Linked DNA regions of Homo sapiens: region 1 is linked to region 2. The links are chromatin loops, found by intact Hi-C in ENCODE. Cell type or tissue: endothelial cell of umbilical vein. All regions are shown on one strand.

Region 1 (8,000 bases), 76 kb after region 2:
GTCTACAACAATGTGTTTATATTTTGTGTGTGTGCACATGTACAAATATGAATACAGACCAAAATCTTAATAGCACTTATCTATGGGTTGAAAGATATGGAGTAGTTTTTCCTTTCCTCTTTTTACTTTTTGCATTGTTTGAATTTTTTTATAATAAGCATTTATTATAGCTGTTATATAAACGAGCCAAAGATTGCCTCTGTATATACGTCAGTTTGTTCATTTCTTCACTGCAGGCTGAGACACATTAGTTCAAAAGCCCACTAGCACCAACCTTAAACTTGACATATCCAATTGTTTCAAAAATACAGATTTTTAACTGTTTAGAGTCTGCCTGCTTTGCATACCCTGTGAAACCTTACCTGACAGCTGTTACCCATTGATAAGGTAAAACATTGTGGTTACAAAACCAAACTGCTATGGCCCTTTGGAGGTCTCTGACCCAGAGACCTCTGTCAGATTGCTGAGTGACATCACTTATATAGGAAGCACCGTTTCCGATCTTGCTCTCACCCAGGGATTCCCTTGCCCTCCTCATCTCCTGGAGGATGGCTCCCCATCTGAAGCCTCTGGATGATCGTGTGCTGTGACGGATTTCCCCTCTTACGCAATTCGGTAGAAGTGCTGCTCAATAAAGTGTGTTGGGTGTTACTGCCTTTCATGGTCACATATGTTACATTGATCAGCCTCAGAATCCCTTGAATACCATCTCCCAACCCCCAGGTCTTTGTAATAACACATAATAATAACAAAGTGGTGTTATTAAACCAGTTTTCTTTTTTTTAAGAATTTAAATGGGTCCCTACCCTGTGCCAAAGAAAACCTGGGCAGAATCAAGCTTCCAAGAAAAGATGCCTTGCAAAGCCTGGACCCAGGGAAGCTTAAGCTTCTAGTCAGGGTTTCGGTATTGACAACCAAGTTCAGACAGAAACTATCCTGTGAAATCTCAGCCGGCCGGGCGCGGTGGCTCACGCCTGTAATCCCAGCACTTTGAGAGGCCGAGGCGGGTGGATCATGAGGTCAGGAGATCGAGACCATCCTGGCTAACAAGGTGAAACCCCGTCTCTACTAAAAATACAAAAAATTAGCCGGGCGCGGTGGCGGGTGCCTGTAGTCCCAGCTACTCGGGAGGCTGAGGCAGGAGAATGGCGTGAACCCGGGAAGCGGAGCTTGCAGTGAGCCGAGATTGCGCCACTGCAGTCCGCAGTCCGGCCTGGGCGACAGAGCGAGACTCCGTCTCAAAAAAAAAAAAAAAAAAAAAATCTCAGCCATAACCACAAAATCACATTGTCCTGGATTTTTATCTCAAATACCCTTTGTTTTTAATATTACCCAGGCTCTATAGCTGGTATGTAGGTAGCAGATAGTCTAAGTGTTATTTCAGGGTAGTTTTCCAGTTCTTTATCCATATAAGTCATCAGGGACCTACCACAACTCCCTCCTTCCCCTCCTATGATATTTGCTCCTTTTATCAAAGTTTGTTTCGTGGATTCATCTAAGTGTTCTCCCTCATTCCCAGTAAGATTGCAGACCAGCAATCTTGTATGCTTCTCCCCTCAAGGAGTGCTCCCCTCAATTTGGAAAGGGTTCTCTTCTCAATATCTTCAACTGTGTTTCAGTATCCAAATACAGTTTGTTGATAGCATCTGCATCTTTCAAGTCTTTCCCCGCTTGCAGGGTAGAGAGCTGCTCCTTAACTCTCCACCCCGACTCCCTAAACTATCCTTGCTGATTAGGTAAGTCTTGGTTACTAACTAGGAAATGATCATCAATTACCACCGGACTTTAAGTGTACTATATTTATATATCTATATGTATATTCCTATCTTCCAGACTCTGGTGCAAATTTGCAAATTGAGCAGACTATTTTTTATTGGACATTCTAAGCTGCTATACAGCTACTATATATTGAAGCTTTATTTAACTTAAATAGATGAGATAGGTGGAATGAATGATTTTCATTTTACATTTAGGAACCTGAATCATCTTTGAGAAAGCAGGAGAGAAACTTGGCCACAGAGTTAGAGGGAAGGAAGCTATTTTCCTGAATTCCAATTCCATGTTCTTTGGAGATCTTCCTTGATAATCTTTGTCGCCTTTCTCCTCAACTAGAAAGTGCTTAGCGTTACTATCCCTCATGTGAGACATCCTGTGCTCTGACAATGGAAAATGAAAAATCATACTCAAAGATCTATTTTTGTTCACTTCCAAGCAAAGTATAGATAAAGAAGATCCAAAGAGGTGCTTGAATGGAATTTTCAGTTCATGTAAGTGTCCACATTTCTCTCTCCTGACTATTTCAAAAGTGATTGCTAGTTGAATGTGCCTTTGTAGCATGTCAGTATAAACCATTTTGATAGAATTATATGTTTCCTTTTCACCTAAGATCCTCCTTTCCCCTAAACCTTTTGTTCTGTTCTTGTCTCTAATTCTGTCTCTTCATTGGAAGTGATTTACTCAGGATACAAAAGTCACTCTCTGCTTCTTTCCAAATGTCAGTCCTCAGAACTTTCTCACACACTCTTAGAACCATATCAGAAATAAAAAAGACTCTCAAATCAGGCTTTAATTACAATCACTCTTGAGGGCACATCAGCCTCTCAATAACGACTAAGTTCACAGTATTCAAAGAACAACTCAAAGTATAGCATGTCCCAGTGCCCCACATTTTTCAGGCACTAAACGGTCTCATCATTTTTTTAGTTTCTTTTTTTTTAAGCAAGAAATATGCTTCAAAGAATAAATTTACAGACTTCAGTTTTTACACTTGGTTCACTGTTATGTATAATTAACACATTCCTGTTCTCCTCTCCACTTAATTTAGAACAACATTAAATTTCCATGCAGCTCATCAAAAGCATATGTGGATTATTGGAATGTAGTTAGGAAACTCAATCAGTAGGAATTTCATCCAAAAACACCTGGAACCCAGCTTACCAGATACAAGTCTATGAAAACTTGTGAAGGAGACAGTTTAGCATGTTTCCCTCTGGTTTGGTGTGTTGGCTCTTCTCTAAGTATCTTCCTTGCCACCTCATCACCATCCTTGGCTCAGAAGGCCTCCTGGAGATGAGAAGCTTCTCTTACAGGAAGCATGTCTCCCAACACTCACACTGTAAAGTACCACTTTACCAACTAGGTGACTTGGTAAAGCTTGTATGGTATTATATAGCTGTTCTTGCAGTGGCTTCCTGAACATAATGCCTCTCCCTTGCCTTACAGGCCCATTAATAATTCTCCTGGGAGGAATTTTTGTTTAGGAGACAAGAATATCTTTTTCCTAGATGATCATTAAATATTCCTCAGTATAAAAAAAGCCATGTGTTGATAATAATAACAATCATAATATTAATGAATAATAACAATAACAGACATTCATAGGGGACTTATTTTGTTCCAAAACAGTGTCCTAAGTGCTTTCCACATTATTTTAACTTATATCATCATCATAAAACATCTTACTGGTTGAGACTGTTATTATCATCATTCTACAGACAACCTTTTGAAGAGGAGCAGAGATTGCCTTACCACTGACTAAGGAGTGTCTTCCTCCTACTTAGGGTTCGGTAATGACGTGAAAAGCATTTTTAAAAAGACAGTAAATGGAGCATATTTGGGGTATGCATTTTACTATTGCTGGTGCCGATATGTGCTACAGCAAAACCTCTGCCAAGAGAGGATAAAAGGAGTCAGCTCATAGTGGGTGGATACTAGAACTAGACAGAGGTTCAGATTGACATTGTTTAGGGGGATGGGGAGATCTAACAGGAAAAGGAGATGACTCAGAAAGAACTTCCCCAACAGTTTAGGATGCCCCCTAATGATGGGAACATTCTAAGATATCCGCTAGAGAAAAAGTCCAGGAAGGTATGGCATAGATTTCTCATTGCTGCTTCAACATTCATTTACCCTTTCTTTATTAGTAAGAGAGCTCCAATTTTATTTAGGGTGGCAATGTGCCTAGCTAAAATAATGCATTTCCCAGCTTATCTTGAGATTAAAGTGGCCACTTCACTGAGCTATGACCAGTGAGAAGTAAACAAAAGCTATTAGAATGAGAAGACAGACAGCTGGCATGTGTCACTTTGCCCCTTCCTTTTCCACACCCTACCTCCTAGAATGCAGATATGATAGATGAGGCTCCAAACACCATTTTGGACTATTGTGGTGATCCTGCAGATGGAAGCCAAATAATAAGAATGGAAGAGCAGATGGAAGTCAAATAAGAATGGAAGAGCAGAAATAGAGATGGAGGATGAGTCCCTGATGATCATGGGGTCACCATATCTTCCCCAGACTGCACATCTCCAAACTTATTTTATGTGGAATAAAATATATCTTCATAAGTTTAAGCCATTGATATATCTGACATGTTGTTATATGCAGCTGAACATGATTCTTAGCGGATCCACAAAGTTAGCTGAAGGTTTTATGGGCAGCAGAACCTTCCCTTTACAAGGAAAGAAAACTCAAAAGACCCCTCTACCAACAGACAGCAAAGGTCCTGTGGAGAGAGGCCAAATGAAGAGATCCAAGCTAGGAATTTCCCAAGCCCTTGAACAAGACAATCAACCTCCTTGCTTCTCAGTCCTCCCACTGACAAAATAAGAAAGCTAAATGTGATTATTAAGTCTCCACTCCAGGTAGAAAATTCTGCAATTTTACAATTATGAGCGAATAAGACACACCAGTGTTGCTAAAAACCTGCTGAAAGGCTATTAGAGTAAAGGTGCTATTTTCTCCTGTAGGGAGAGGTAACTTAATCAGATTTGACTGAAACCCAGTCCGAGGCTGTCTGGCCACTTGGCACAGGGTTGCTACTACTTTCGGATCAGCTTGTGATTGCCATAATCAGGGACTATTTGATTGGACAAACAAGTTCATTTCAACAGACTTAAGCATTCCTTATCCTAGTAACACAGGGATATCTTACTGAAGCAGAGAACACCAGGGCAGGAAGTCCAAACAGGAAAACTGAGAACTGGAAAACCAAAAAGTCTCTCTCCCTGTCTGTGGTCAAAGTGGTACAATCACCTTGGCCTCCTCCTCCTATTTCTCACTACTGTTAAGCTCCTTTGCTGCAGGTCTTATATGGTAGAAATATGAAAATGGCTTTCCCAGCTCTACATAATCTCTCTTTCAAGCTAGTACATGTGTTTCACTGGTTTACACTCCACGTCACTCAAATTTCTCATGGAATCTGATTGGTTCAGCTTTAATTAGCAATGACCCTGGGACAGTGTAAAGCCACAGGGTACAGGCAGGATAGGCAGGGCTTTGGGGCTGGCTCTCTAGGGAGGAGTATGACTGGGAAGGGAGAATTTGTATCTTCAGAGTAACAGTAAGGAAGTTTTTTCAGCGTTCCTCTTTAGGACAGGATGCATGTCTTTCCAATCTAAGAGCTCCATCCACAGGACTCTGCTGAGGTGGGGCAGGATGAGCGTAGATGGATTATACCAAGATATATCAAGTCGTGCCTCCTAACCTGCCTGGAGTGATACAAATGTATCACTGTTTTGAGTTTATAACATTTACTACAGAAGAGTTCTATGACACCTGTGTACGGGCATTTGGAATGATTACAGGCACTTGGAATGATTACAAATTGAAATAAAATTATTATGAAATTTTTGTTGAGACTCTAATAACATAGCATTCCTTCAGATAATTAAAGTGTTGGAAACAGGATAGAAAAACTGCTAATTTAGCCTTCCTTTTATCTGTTTCACTAGCTCTTGTTATAACCTTCTCTACTTTATGCAGAACTTGTCTGTGTAATTCAGAACTTGTTAATTACCACCTTGACCAGTTCTGAACTCTGTTATTTGTGGATCATCTTGATAATTAACTGGATGTTTCTATATTTTAATTGGATAGAATTCATCACTTTATACTATATTTACAATTGTTATGGTATGAAAGCCACCTCACTAATAGATGTTTTGCTTTTTTAAAACTATAATAATATATGGAAACTTTTAGTATTTTTATTTATTTTAGAATTTGGCTCAAAATAATAGTTTCCATGACATCTTCTATCCCACATTAATAATTATTTTACCCTCAAGAGCATAAGAGATTTAGTTTGTTGTCAAAATTTTGTTTTCTCAAAATTCAATTTCTCTTAGTCTTTAGTCTCTTAAGCATAAAAAGATGAAATATAATACATAGAGGTCACACTAAAAAATAAAATCCAGATTTAAGCTTCTTATGGTGGCTTAGACAGGTCACTTAATCCTCTGAACTTCAATTTTCATTATGTAAGGTGGTCAAAATAATATCTGAATCTACTCCATGTAATTTTTAAGTTTACTAAATGAAATATGGTTATGAAAGTAATTTTAAAAATGTAAGAATGTGCAACATTATTAGATACTATCAACAGGAAGCTTACCTATTCTTCTATGTCTTATAAGATGATAAATTGCTGTTGTCAGAATAAAAGTAGATGAAGCATAAATGAATCAGGTAACCTAGGCTTATATTGGTGAACAACACAAGAGTATAGACACCTCTCTATGATAAATATGAGTGAAACATCATGATTAGGGGTAAATTGGTTTACTATTTCATCAAGACAGCATGCCCATACAATATAACAGAACAGCTTTTAGGGGAGACACTCTATATAAAATGATGCTTGCTAATCACTCATCATTTTTTTATTATGTAAACTGCCAGACAACTGATTTGACAAAAATCTTATGAATTAGTTTAAATGCATTCCTGACGTGTAATCAATATCTCCAGCAGACTTCAAGAATGCATTGCAGTGTGTTACATCCTTATTAGACATATCAAAATGAGCCTTACCTGAAGCTAATATCATTAAATCACTCAAGAACTTAATTTTAGTTCAGTAATCGACTTCCATAAAATTGTCACTGGAAATGCTGAAGGGACAGCCCATTAGAGTATAAAATTGTAGGTTTGCTTTCTTCATCTTTCTTAAAATGCACTAAAGCAAATCTAGTTAGAAACATGAAAAATACCATGAGTATTACATACCTTCTCTAATAAATTTCATATTCTGAAATCAGAAAGTGTTGAGAGATGGTTAAGATGAGAAATTATGTAATATTTGACCCACTTTTCTTGAAATCCTTCAGTTTGTAGCTTGTTGGTATTTGCCCCTGGCTCCCTATGATGATGTTTTTTGTTTGTTTCAGCTCTCATACTACTAAAGTGTCATAATTTTCCAACACTTTAACACTTTGGTAGTCCATTTACTGCCATATTCTTTGCATTTTTGCATAGGATTTTTTGTCGATAATTTTGCTATTTAAAATGGCCCCAAACTGTAGTGTTGGAAGTGCTATCTAGTGTTCTGAAACACAAGAAAGCTGTCATGGCCTTATGGAAAATATATATTAGCTAAGCTTTGTTCAGGCATGAGTTACAGACCTATTCTCCATAAGTTCAATGTTAATGAATCAACAACATGTTAAATAAGGTGTCTTTATATCACAACACACATAAAACAAGGTTACACGGTTTTGTTTGGGGGGTTTTATGGCTTTAAATAGTGGAAGGGAGAAATGGGGAGAAGTTGGTCAAAGTGTACAAAATTTCAATTATGCAAAAATGAATTAAGCTCTAGAGATCTAATGTATAGCATGATGATCATAGTTAACAATACTATAATGCATACTTGAAACTTGCTAAGAGGTAGATCTTAAGTTTTCTCACCTAAAGAATAAAAGAAAGAAAATGGTAACAGGGTTATATATTGATTGATTAATAAAAATTTTGTGACCAGAGGGCTCGCAGGAACCTAGCTCCATATTTCCTCTAAGACCAATTATCCAGTATTTGCTAAATCAGTGTTCAAAGAAACATTATAGAACATAAGTATCACAAATAAAAATTATGTCTAGAGAATATATATATACATACACAAATATATGTATACAGAAAATATATATACACATATGTATGTATACAGTTTTAAATGTTACTATTTGGTTAAAAAAAAGTCAATAATGGGCCAGGCGTAGTGG
Region 2 (8,000 bases):
GTCAGTGCCAGTAGGGAGAGGCACAATCATTTGGGCATAATTTTATCAGTGGGAGGTCTGGGAATGAGTTTGGATGCAGTCCTTTTCAGGTATTGTGAAATTTCTTAGTAAGGAGAAAAAATTTAAAACATAAACTAATTCATGAAATCCTCTTATTAACTGTTACTGTGATAAAAATCTATGTTACAAAATTATACACAAGGTTAAAATCATAGACCATTCATTTGTGCTTAAAAAATGTTTAAGAGCACAAATCCATTGATTCCTTTGGAAATGCAAAATAAAATTTAACCTTGACTTAAAATTTATTTCCATTCCCTTCTACCATGTTTCTTTCCATCCACTACAATTCAGTCTTGCTGGTTTAGTTATGAGAGGAGGAGGGGTAACAGCAGGATAGCAAGGCAGATGCAGTGTGGTATGAATTGAAGGATAAAGTTATGTTTGAGATAATGCAAGAACAATACGAGGACAGAGTTACTGAAACACATTTGAATCAATGTAAAAAATTAGCATATTATTACTGGACCCATTGAATAGCTCAAGGAACCTATTGAACTAGAGAAATGCCACTTAAACAAGAACATCTTGTTTTCTGGTAGAAAAGGGACAAAGATTCAACACGGTATGCCAATCAGAGAAAATGTGCAATTTATATAGATGAGAACTTGATTCTTTCTAGACGCATGATAGGTAAGAAAATTTGGGCCGGGCGCAGTGGTTCACACCTATAATCCGAGCACTTCGGGAGGCTGAGGCGGGCGGATCACCTGACAGGAGTTTGAGACCAGCCTGGCTAACAGGGTGAGACCCTGTCTCTACTAAAAATACAAAAATTAGCCAGGCATGGTGGCACGTGCCTGTAATCCCAGCTAGTCTACTCGGGAGGCTGAGGCAGGAGAATCACTGGAACCCGGGAGGCGGAGCTTGCAGTAAGCCGAGATCGCGCCACTGCACTCCAGCCTGGGTGACAGAGCAAGACTCCGTCTCAAAAAAAAAAAAAAAAGAAAGAAAAAGAAAATTTGAAGATGAGTAAGATCTTTCTCACGATATGTTCTGCTATTAACTAGGAAGAAATGGGAAAAATAGACCCCCACTTTCACCAGTATGCGAAAATTTAATTATAGTCAAAGAAAATTTGGTATACGTGCACAATGAAATACTATTCAACCATTAAAAAGAATGAAATCCTGTCATTTGTGCCCACATGGATAGAACTGAAGGACATTGTGTTAAATGAAATAAGCCAGGAACACAAAGTTAAACACCACATGTTATCACTCATATGTGGAAGCTAAAAAAGTTGATGTCATAGAAGTAAAAAGCAGAACAGAGGGTACTAGAGGCTGGGCAGGGTAGGGGGAAGGGAGGGCTAGGGAGAGATTTGTTAAAGAATGCAAAATTACAGCTAGATAGGAGGAATAAAGTATAGTGTTCTCTACCACTGTAGGATGATTTTAATTAGCAATAATATATAGTTTCAAATAGCAGATGGAGGATATTGAATGTTCCCAACACAAAGAAATGATAAGTGTTTGAGATTATGGATGTGCTAATAACCTGGATCTGAGCACTATACATTATACGCATTAAAATGTCACTATGTACCCATGAATATGTACAATTATCATTTGTCAAATTAAAAAATAAATTAGTCAATAACCACACAATGGAGGCTCTTATGGTAAACATTACCCATTTTTAAGTATTTTTCTAATAATTATATTCGAAAGTATTTAAAAAAGTATAAACACAAGTTACATCCTGTATCCTGGAATATCTGGTTAAATATACATTAAAACTCCTTTAATTTGCACTTTGTCTTGCTTTTGCAAAATGGGAGGCAGTGTAACATGCCCTTGTGAAAAAAGGAAGTAAATATTTGATGTGAAAAGAAAACAATTTTTAACCTAATAATAAAGAATAATAAATATTTTTAGATATAATTTTGGTAGGGTCATGTATATTCAAAGTATAAATATGTAAATCACATAAACTATTACTAATAGCATACTCTTTCCTAGAGTCACTGAATTGATCAAACCAAATAATTTCTGAAAGCATCACTGATCTGGTTTGATAAGGTAACATGGGGTGGGTAAGTAGGGCAATGGGAAATGTTATTTGGTATTAAAATTTCAAATAACTGAAAATCTGGATGATATATGAGAACCACATCTTTTCCCTTTAAATTTGTTTTCTATTTCATCAGGTTGTACAGGCACAGACTTAAAGTCAAAAACTGTAACTAGGCTTGTTACTAAACCGGTACTCCCCAACTTGCTCTCCAGTTACATCTTTGTATTTCCATATTGACTTCTACATCTTTAAGTAACATGTTTACATTTTAACCTCTTGATTTTCCAATTTTAGACTTAGAAAAATGAAGACTAACTCCTTTTCAGTTACCACCTACTACATACATGCACCACCTCCCTGACTCTTGTGTCCCAGTAGAGTTCTACTTTTGATTTTAGAATCATTTCAGATTTTCAGAAAACTTGCAAGGATGGTACAGAGAAGTCATATGTACCTTGCACCCAGTTTTCCACATGTTAAACCTCCCCTTAGCTCATTAGGTATACTGGTGTTCTGTTCTTTCCTTCTCAGAGAGGCCTCTTAAAGCCTCATAATCTGCTCCAATATAGATGGATTAATCTCAGAGCCTACTAGAGCTCTGTAGTCTTGGAACCTTCATTCATATTTGTGTTCTCTTGCTTCCTGGACACACACACATACACACACTCTCTCTCTTTCCCTCTTTGTTTACTCCCTCATTTTCATGGAGCACATCCTCTAGAAAGACCTTGCATGTCTTAAAATGACTTTATTTTACTCTCATATTTAGTTGATATTTGTTTGGGTATGAAATTTCAGGAAAAAAACCCCACAAATGTCCTTAGTATTTTGAGGCATTATTCAATTGATTCTAACCTTCATTTGTTGTCCTCGTGATATCCAAGCCATTCTTAATTCTTCTTACAAAACCTACTTTTTCTTCCTTGATACTTTTAGAATCTTGTGTCCAACTTTATCTTCCAACTATTTATTGAGTCTTTTAAAAATTCTTACCTTATTTTTAATTTCTAATGCCTCTATTCTTTGAATGCTATAGGAAGTTTGTCAGCAAACTTTAGAAAATTAAAAGCAATGAACTAAACAGTTTATTGAAAGCTCTGTGTGTGCAAGCATGTGGCTTATTGTCTAAGGGCTTTTCTGTAGAGTGGCCTGTATGATAGAAACTCCACTGTCAGTAATTTTTGCTCTTTTCTCTTGACTAGTTAGACTAGTTAGAGTCCTCAGTGAATGTGCTTCTAATCTCCTACCTGGGAGACAAAAGCCTGGCTGCTCACCCACTATGTTACTGTATAGTCTTTCAGTACAGAGAGAGTGTATTTTATATTCTGGAGATGTTAAAACTCCCAGGGCAAGGAAGAAACTGTTGTCTAGCTGCACAAGAAAGTAGAGAGAATCTGAAAACCAAACTCTTTTTTAAAAAGACTTTCGGCTGTAATTTAATTTTTAGCCTGTATCTCTCCCGCTCCCATCTGCAGGGGTTACTGGTATCATTAATGTGGATCCTTTTTGAGTTCTTTGGTATAAAATTAAGTTGCTTTTCAGATGCTCACTGCTAATTTAGTATTTAGCTTTCTAGTCCATCTGCTTTCCAGTTTCCAAAAATTTATCATGATTGTGTTCTCTCCTATTATCTTTGTCCTTGCTATGCTATCTAAAAAAATCCTTTTATTGTTGTCTTACTGGGGTTTAAATGAGGAATGGAAGCTAATGCATATGTTCAACCTACCATTTTAACAAATGTAACCCTGTTATTATTAATCCAATTACAGCCGATATGTTAGATAGGGAAAAAATTCATATCTTCATAGCCATTTCCTCTCATTTGAAGGGAGATCAGGGCAAAAATTAGAATATATGCATAATATTTAATAATTTTAGGTTTGTCTAAGACCCCAAACCGGATAATTCTAAGTCCATAAATCTTTCCTAACTGTTTAAATTCCAATTTATTTCAGCGTCATGAGTCATTAAAGCAGAGAGTTCGTGAGAGAGGAAAGCAGTTGGCTCATGTTCCAAAACAACTCTGAGTGTTTACTGGACTTCAGGAAGCTTATCTTGGTACACTCAGATCAAAGCTATTCACACAATGACTGAATAAACACATTGGCTAATGATGATGGCAAAGATTCTGATACGATACTAAGGAAAATACAAATACTAGGACAAGAAAACTTTGAAAAGCATTAAGAATTTAATTGGGAAGTAAACCTTTTCACTTCATGGGAACGAGTGTGCTAAGTCATCAATCTAAGCATGTGCTGGTGTGAATTGCATAACTGCAACTCTTATTAGACAATTATTATTTGAATACTTATTCTGGTATATTCTCCTAGGCTATCATATCACTTTTAAATAATACATTTAAAATTATTGCAGTAAATATGTATTTATGACACAAGATTGTAATTGTCATTGGCATTAAGTTAGTCAGTGTCTAGATTGTTTCTTTAGATTCTTTATATCAAAACAACGTGTTAACAATGGGATGAAAGAAAGTAGCTTCCAGTTTCTGAATTGGAGATTTTTCTTTGCAGGATTTTTAATGCTATTGTTCTTTTTTAAAAAGTGGAAGTATGTCTCATCTTAGAATAATTATGCTGTGCTCTAGATGTTTGTCCTTGGGAAAACTGAACTTACAGGTAGGGATTAAAATAGAAGCAACTTCCTAGAAGGGCAATTTTTAAAGTGCTTCCAAAGAGTTAATATCCTCTAATTTTTTATTTCAAGACCTTTTTTCTTGCCTCAGATGAGAACCTTTCTAAATGCATTCTACAAAAGATTTTATACTTTTTGGTATAGGAATCTAACATCAGAAAACTCCCAAATGAAGCTGTACTTCCCTTCACCATTTTTGAAGTGCAAATCTGCACTTTGATATTTTTCTGCCGATGAGAAACAAAAAAGTGGGGGTGGGCACATTAAAGATAGCTTTTATGTCAAATGTTAGGTGGAAGGTCTCTTGGAAATCATGAGTCAGATAACTGATTCAGGGGGAGAAATCAGGACTCTCTGTGCCCTTGCAGATCACACTGATGTTAGTAACTTTGAGTCCATTATCTTGGAATCTGCTCTGATACCTTCTGCAAATGGCCACTGAAGTATTTTGATAAATGGGATTTTTCTTGTCTATTTTTAAGTGGTGGTGAAGAGAAATGTTAAATTGCCATAGAGACTGACTATGGGGTGGAGCCCCAGATATAATGCATGTAGCTGCCAAATTTGGAGGTATCTTTTATTAAAGGAAATTATTTGAAGAAACATTCAGATGATTCTAGCCATACTGAGTCACCCTAATCACTGAATCTTCCTAGCTGAGGCCTCAGACATTGTAGAAGAGAGACAAGGATTTCTGAAAAAAAAAAAAAAAATCATCACTGTTTAAGCCACTAAAATTGAAGTAATTTGTTGCACAGCAGTAGCAACTGGAGTAACTGCTTATATTATTTTTCCTTCTAGTAGCTCTGTCACTGTCTTCCCCAAACAAGGCTGAAGCTGTGCTGCATATTCTTACCTAGCCTAGGAAGTCATAAAACATCACTCTGCTTCATTCTGTTGGATACTGATGAGTCAAAACTTGCCATTTTCAAAGGAAAAGAATGCAGACACCTCTTAAAAGAGCAGGTGAGATGGGAAATGCATTGTGGCTATCTTTGGAAAATACAATCTGTCACCTGAATCATTAACTAGATCATGGCACATCCAAATGTTGGAATATAAGAAACTGAGGAAACCTGCTTAAAAAGTACTTAATGATAAGGGTTGTTTCTGTTGCAATTTTAAGTAACATGGGATATAAATATAACGGTGTTTTAAAGGTGGAATTAAATGGAATAAGAGAAGATAAGGATCCAGTACTATTCCTCAGTAAATATGAATATTCACAAAAATCATAAGTGAATAAATGTCTGCAATAGTATAATATGTCAAATAAGCATGAGAATAAAATATGAAAGCTGAATAGATTAGTACTAATTAAAAACATTTAAATAATATTTAAAGATTTTGCCAAAACCTAAAATATAATAAATGAAAAGATATGCTTAACCAAGCCAGTTAAAAAAATTATTTCTATTTCAACAGTTTTTGGAGTACAGGTGGTTTTTGGTTACATGGGTAAGTTCTTCAGTGGTGATATCTGAGATTTTGGTGCACCTGTCACCTGAACAGTGTATACTGTACCCAATATGTAATCTATTATCCCTCACCTCTCTCCCCGTCTCCATCATTGAGTCCCAAAAGTCCATTATATCATTCTTATGCCTTTGCATCTACATAGCTTAGCTCTTGCTTATAAGTGAGAACATATGATATTTGGTTTTTCATTCTGAGTTACTTCATTTAGAATAATGGCCTCCACCTCCATCCAAGTTGCTGCAAAAGACATTATATCATTCCTTTTTATGGCTGAGTAGTATTCCATGGTGTATACATATCACATATTCTTTATCCACTCATTGATTGATGGGCACATAGGTTGGTTCCATATCTTTGCAATTGTGAATTGTGCTGTTATAAATGCACGTGCATGTATCTTTTTCATATAATAACTTATTTTCCTTTGGGAAGATACTTAGTAATGGGATTGCTGGATTGAATGGTAGTTCTACCGTTAGTTCTTTAAGGAATCTCCATACTATTTTCCATTGTGGTTGTTCTAATTTACATTCCCACCAGCAGTGTAAAAGTGTTCCTTTTTCACCACATCCATGCTGACATCTATTGTTTTTTGACTTTTTAATTATGGCCACTCTTGGAAGAATAAGGTGGTATCTCATTGTGGTTTTAATTTGCATTTTCTTGATGATTAGTGATGTTGAGCATTTTTTCATAGGTTTGTTGGCTGTTTGTATATCTTCTTTTGAGAAATGTCTATTCATGTCCTTTGCCTACTTTTTGATGGGATTATTTGTTTTTTTCTTGATATTTGTTTGAGTTCCTTGTAGATTCTGGACACTAGTCCTTTGTTGGATGTATAGTTTGTGAATATTTTCTTCAACTCTGTGGCTTGTCTGTTTACTTTGCTGATTATTTCTTTTGTTGTGTAGAAGCTTTTTAGTTTAATTAGGTCCCATCTATTTATTTTTGTTTTTGTTGTGTTTGTCTTGGTGTCTTAGTCATAAATTCTTTACCTAAGCCAATGTCCAGGAGAGTTTTTCTGATGTTATCTTCTCCAATTTTTATGATTTCATGTCTTAGATTTAAGTCTTTGATCCATCTTGAGTTGATTTTTGTATAAAGGGAGAGATGGGGATACAATTTTATTCTCCTACATGTGGTCTCCCAGTTTTCCCAGCACAATTTATTGAATTTTCTCCAATTTATGTTTTTGTAGGCTTTGTTGAAGATCAGTTGGCTGTAAGTATTTGGCTTTATTTCTGGGTTCTCTATTCTGTTCCATTGGTCTACATGCCTTTTTCTTTTTATACAAGTACCATGCTCTTTTGGTAACTATAGCCTTGTAGTACAATTTGAAGTCAGGTAATGGGATGCCCCCAGCTTTGTTCTTTTTGCTTAGTATTGCTCTGGTTATGTGGGCTGTGTTTTGGTTTCATATGAATTTTAGGATTTTTTTTCTAGTTCTGTGAAGGATGATGATGGTATTTTGATGGGAATTTCATTGAATCTGTAAATTGCTTTGGGCAGTATGGTCATTTTTACAATACTGATTCTTCCTACTCAAGAGCATAGAATGTGTTTCCATTTGTTTGTGTCATCTATGATTTCTTTCAAAAGTGTTTTGCAGTTTTCCTTGCAGAGATCTTTCACCTCTTTTATAACCAAGAAACTTTTACAGGCGATTTCCATCAAACACTCCAGGAACAGATAATCCCTGTATTTTACAGTTGCTTCAAATTTTTTTAAAAAAGCTATTTGAGCATTTTATGAGGCCAGTATAACTTTGACTTTCAAACTAGATGAGT

The links. A loop is a pair of places that touch in the nucleus more often than their neighbours do. Peaks named below come from ENCODE experiments on the same cell type or tissue, not always from the same donor. Only the 100,000 strongest peaks of a DNase experiment are listed, where the experiment ranks them.
Region 1: it touches region 2 in a loop (5-fold over the local background); 2 of 110 quality-filtered maps call a loop at or near these places.

The regions. Positions count from the first base shown.
Region 1 is chr14:38,362,805-38,370,804 of GRCh38, forward strand. No RefSeq gene overlaps it. Among named protein-coding and RNA genes, the nearest start is that of CLEC14A, 110 kb to the left of the region's middle. In endothelial cell of umbilical vein, no CTCF peak of the experiment used is centred here; DNase peaks (open chromatin) are centred at 3,807 and 5,017; H3K27ac peaks cover 2,186 bases.
Region 2 is chr14:38,286,672-38,294,671 of GRCh38, forward strand. LOC112268136 (a long non-coding RNA gene) reads left to right here. Exons shown (of 5, transcript NR_169588.1): 3 at 5,536-5,700. Among named protein-coding and RNA genes, the nearest start is that of CLEC14A, 35 kb to the left of the region's middle. In endothelial cell of umbilical vein, no CTCF peak of the experiment used is centred here; DNase peaks (open chromatin) are centred at 2,820, 3,190, 4,160 and 4,940; H3K27ac peaks cover 3,622 bases.